Linked DNA regions of Mus musculus: region 2 is linked to region 1. Evidence: chromatin loops called from intact Hi-C (ENCODE). Cell type or tissue: heart. All regions are shown on one strand.

Region 1 (2,500 bases):
AGCACCATCTGCTTTTTACACTGAGGCTCTGTTCAGACAAGCTGGGATATATTTAGCCCCGGGAAGAGACTGAGGACAAAGACAGCAGTGCCCAGCACTCTCTGCTGAGGAAGTGGTTTCACGGGGGCGGGGGGGGGGCGGGGGGGGGGGACGGCAACAGCAGAAATTTAGAGACCAAAATTGCAGAGAACCAGTCTCAGCTGCTCACCAGCCCAGGCTGCCTCTCTTGAACAATCTCTCTGTGTCATCTGGCATCCCTTCTTTTTCTAGGAACCTTAAGGAAGGCAAAACTTCCCGGCCAGGCTGGGCTGGGACCGCCAAGGTTGTCTTCAGTGGGAACTATCTCCCTATGAGGTCCCTGGGGGTGGGGGTGGGGGTGGGGGTGGGTATCTAGCTCCCTATGAGGTCTCTGGGGCTACTGAGCAGGACTTCAGGGTGTTCCATTCCCAGTTCTTGGGAGCCTCTAGCTGAAGTATGGGGAGGGGCTAGCTCCAGGAGACCTGTCTCACAGAGAGCACTGTTTGCTCCCGTGCCACCTGCAAGAACAGGAAATGACTCCCAATTAGAAGACCAGGAAATGAGGCCATTGTTTTTCTCAAGGTCGGTTTGATTACTGCCTGGGCCACTGAGCCCCTTTCACCCTAAAGCATGTCCCCAGGTCAGCTTCCTGTGGGCCAGAGCCTACTTCCCATCTGAACACCCCAGTGTCAGTGGACTCCAGTGGGCTGGAAGGGATATGGAACGGGGTGCTGCAGATGAGAGTGCCCTGCACGGGCCAGTGGGTCAGCCGCCATAAGCTACAGGTGTGACTCCTTCAGACCCACAGGCACCTGTTTTCTGAGAGTTGGGGTTCAGATTTCCAGAATCTGAACTTGAAAAGCAAGCTCAGAGCCATCGGAGCGTGCTCCGAGCCACTGGAAAGGCACAAAACATTCTATTGCTCAACTGGGCAGGATGCATTCCTGCCCAGAACAATTTAAAGTTACCCTAGAGAGCCTTGCCAGGTCACAGCTGTAGCCATCCCGTGGCCTCCGTGCAGGCCAGCTTTTGGGAGCCACGTTAGAACGAAGGGGCAGTAACTACCTCTCACAGCAAGTTCTTCTGGCTGAAGCTTAAAAATGATCAGAGGAGCTATTAAGACCTTTCAGATCAATAAAGGCATTTATGCACGTCTCTACTATTTACAGTGATGGGTACTGCAGTTGATTCAGAACTGTCCTCAGGCTGTGACAGAGACTCAGGGCAGACATACGGACGGACAGACACACACACCTTCTCCAGGCCTTGCTCATGAGGAGAGCAGCCACAGTTGGGGGAGAAGTACGTTTATAGGGCTACATTACAGATCGCAAAGCTTCAGTCACAGATCCAGTCATGGGAGTATATACCTGCCACCCCAATTCTCCAAAAGTGAAGAGCGGGTGGTAAGTTGAAGGTTAGCCTGGGCTACCCTGTGAGTTCCTGTCTCAAAAACCATCAGAAAAGTTGCAAGCCACACACTTCTCCACTAGGGGTGCTGTTTGCTTTTCATTCAGTTAACCAGCAAGGACCAAGCCACAAGTTCTGCAGGGGAAACACCAGGAATCTTAGAGGAAGCTTGATTGTCCCCATTTGTAAGCAAATAAAATAAAGAAAACAGGTTACCATGTGATGCAGGTATTACCACTTGTGGGAACTTAGACAGAGATGTCTGCACACCCAGGTTCACCGCTATAGGTGTCAGTGGCCAGGATCCAGAACCAGCCAAGTTGCCATCAGCAGGTGACTGGATCAAGGAAATACAGTGTGCTCACACAATGGAGTCTTTCTTACTCAGGCACAAAGAACAAAATTATGTCACTCGCAAGAAAATGAGTGGCACTGGAAATCATTGTGTGAAATGAAGTAAACGCAGAAAGACAAATGCCACACTTCCTCTCATATGTGAAAAAAGCACACATGTATATGCAGAGGCGCACGGTGTGAAAGTAGAAAGGGCACTTTTGAGAAAAGGAATAGGCTGAGCAAGAAAAAGGAATGGGGAGCAGGAGCGAAGAGTGGGGGTAAACACAGGCAAACTACGCGGCAAACTTGAAAGAAATGTCTGTAGAAGCCAGCACGTTTGTAAAATGACCACATGCAAATATATACTAATGAAGGTTGTTATAACGAGACTTTCGCAGGGATTCAGACCCAGAGTTAACACCCAGTTGTGATCCAGTTGGGTCTGACTTGCCTGCTGGGAAAGGTGGGCAGCTCGTAGTCTCCCTCTTCCTGAGCTGCGCCCACGCTGTCTCCACACCCTGCAGGACAAATTGCACATCACGAAGACCTCTCTTGAGAAGGCTGCCGAAGTGTCAGTGACTTGGATCCCGTATGCTTTCCACCTGTGGGTGAGCACGGCCCCACCCTCTGTCTCCTGGGAGAATCAGGGGTGCGTGCTGACACACTGTAGCGGTGTGGCCTGCTGCTGTGGCCAAAGCTTAGGGGTGTGATTGCAGCTGCTTCTAGGAACTGTCTG
Region 2 (2,500 bases), 54 kb before region 1:
CAGCCCGTGAGGCCTCTGTCTTTCTTTGTGTCCACCCCAATTTGCTCACAGCCCCACACTTGCCTTGAACGCCCCAATGTCTGTGGTTCCACCTGCTCACTCTCTCTGTTCCGTTTCTCTACAGAAGTGTTTGTCTGTGTGGTAAATGGGGTCATCTGTGGGTGACAGGAGGCACTTTGGGCTGATGCGCAGAATGGAATTGGGTGCTTTTCTGCACAATTGAGTAAGTAGCCTCCAGGACTCTAGAGGATGCCCTAGAGAGTTTTGTCCATCCATCCACCCATCCATCCATCCATCCATCCATCCATCTGTCCGTTCGTCCGTCCATCCGTCCATCCATCTTCCCATCTGTATATCTATCATCCATCCATCCTTTTTCCAACTGTCCTTCTCTTCATCTGTTCATCCATCCATCTGTCTATCCATCCACATGGCACTTATGGCTAAGAGGCTGTGCTCCTGGGTATGAGATTCCCAGATGAATCTGTGGAGTGTAGTCGCCCTCCCCAAGGAACAAAGGATCCATTATACCACGTTCTGACAAGTGCTGGGTGAACCAAACACAGTCAGAGGTTCTAGGACCTTGTGGGGAGTGATCAGCTGCATGGGAAGCCACCGAGGGTTAGAGGTCAGCTCACACCAATGTCGGAGGACATAGACAAAGTTGGGGCACTGGAGAACCAATATATCTTGTGTGGTTGGAAGACAGGGTAGGAAAGTGGGGGGGGGAGGGGGCAGGGGCAGGAGGCCAGAAGAGTAAGTGGTTGGTGTGGAGAGGGGCAGAATCATAGCCTGACCTGGTCACCCTCTGTGACATGACCACGTGCATAGTTTTGTCTTGTGATTGCTTTGTGTGGTGGTCAGAATTGCAAACCTCTCTGGGTTCAAAATCTATTGTCTGTGTGAGCTCAGGGAAGTTGGTTAGCCACTCCGAACTTCTCTCATCTGTAGCACCGACACTAAAACAGCACCACCTCAGGTGAGGTTTGGTTTTGGTTTTGGTTTTTTGAGGGCTCAATGAATTATGTTGTAATAATATTCTTAGACCCAGCCAGCCAAGTGGCAGCTGTCAACATGGCTGCTGTGACCGTCATGTTGGGCTTTCCCCCACAGCTCCTTAGTCCATGGTCACACCTCAGTGAGGTCGGCGTTACTGATCCATGTCGCAGAGGACAAGTTTATTTCTGTTTCCTCTAGATTGTGTGGCCCTCGGCAGGTGTGAATCTGTCCTTATCCTCTGGCCTGGGAAGCCCTGCCAAGGAGGGAACAGGGGTTCAATTTGGATTTCAACGGAGCCCAGAAGGGATCCAGCTCAGTTCCACAATCCCACCAGAGGACCAGCAGATGCATCTTTTTTAAATGTTTACAGCCATAAGATTGGGAGGCTGTGGAGCGGGGCGCCTGGGAATATGCAGGAAGGGAGAGCACACACCACCCCTCGTTGGGGGGAAGCCCTTGGAGACACTGTGGCTGGTGTCTGAGCTTCCCCAGCCTGAGTGGCTCCTAGGGGATGGGAACTAGCACTGCACTCCTCTGACTGCACGTCCCTTCCTGTGGATGCTGGTGCCTCTCCAGCATTGCCCTGATAAATGAGCAGAGCACCTCCTCCATCCTACTGGTTATCAGCCTTGATATCTTTGAGTACACGTGTGAGCAGGATGGAGCCAAGTCTCCCCACCCAGAGCTAGGAGGGCACCAGGCCTTGATCCACAGATAGGCAGAGCAAGTAAAGCAGGGCCCACAGAGTCTAAAGTCCTCTGGGGAACAGATGGGAGAGTCCTGGTCCTCTCAGTCCTGGGCTCTGTGCCCCCAGGAAGCTATGGTTGGTGGTTGCTGTTTGTTGCCTGTCCATCTTCCCAGGGGTCTTGCTTAACCTCCTGGAGCTGGCAGCTGTGGGGGGGATGATAAGAATGTGATAGTCTGTGGTCACAGGTTGTTTTTCTTACTTAACCCAGGGGTAGGTGAGGCAGAGGAGAAAAGGCAGAGGGAACTCAGAGCCTTTGGGCACATTTCTGGGCTGTAGAAAAAAAAAATCATCACATCCAAAAGCAACTTGGAGAGGAAAGGGTTTACTAAGGCGCACATATCCTGAATTCCACAATCCACTGAGGAGAGCCAGGGCAGGAACTCAAATGGGTGGGAACCTGGAGAGAGGAGCTGGTGGAGACGCCATGGAGAAGGGCTGCTTTCTGGCCTGCTCATTGTGGTTTGCTCAGCCCGCTTTCTTATAGAACCTAGGACCACCAGCCTAGGAAGGACACCACCCACAGTGGGCTGGGCCCTTCCACATCACTAAGAAAATGCTCTACCGGCGTGCCTATAGCCTGATCTTACGGAGGCAAGTTCTCAACTGACGCTTTCTCCCCTCAGGTGACTATAGTTTGCATCAAGTTGACCAAAACCTAGCCAGCACAGGGCCCTTATCTCGTTTCTGCTATTAAAAAAAAATTCTGGAATTTAGAAATTAAGGGTGTGGAAATCAAGGTCGGTGGAGGTTCAG

Evidence for each region. Peaks named below come from ENCODE experiments on the same cell type or tissue, not always from the same donor. Only the 100,000 strongest peaks of a DNase experiment are listed, where the experiment ranks them.
Region 2: it touches region 1 in a loop (2.7-fold over the local background); 4 of 42 quality-filtered maps call a loop at or near these places.

What each region holds. Positions count from the first base shown.
Region 1 is chr6:88,811,592-88,814,091 of GRCm38, forward strand. The region is part of intron 5 of Mgll (monoglyceride lipase); the gene reads left to right. Among named protein-coding and RNA genes, the nearest start is that of Abtb1, 29 kb to the right of the region's middle. In heart, a CTCF peak has its summit at 1,496; a DNase peak (open chromatin) is centred at 630; H3K27ac peaks cover 495 bases.
Region 2 is chr6:88,757,157-88,759,656 of GRCm38, forward strand. All of the region lies in intron 2 of Mgll (monoglyceride lipase), which reads left to right. Among named protein-coding and RNA genes, the nearest start is that of Gm26588, 16 kb to the left of the region's middle. In heart, CTCF peaks have their summits at 959 and 1,508; DNase peaks (open chromatin) are centred at 1,625 and 2,125; H3K27ac peaks cover 1,285 bases.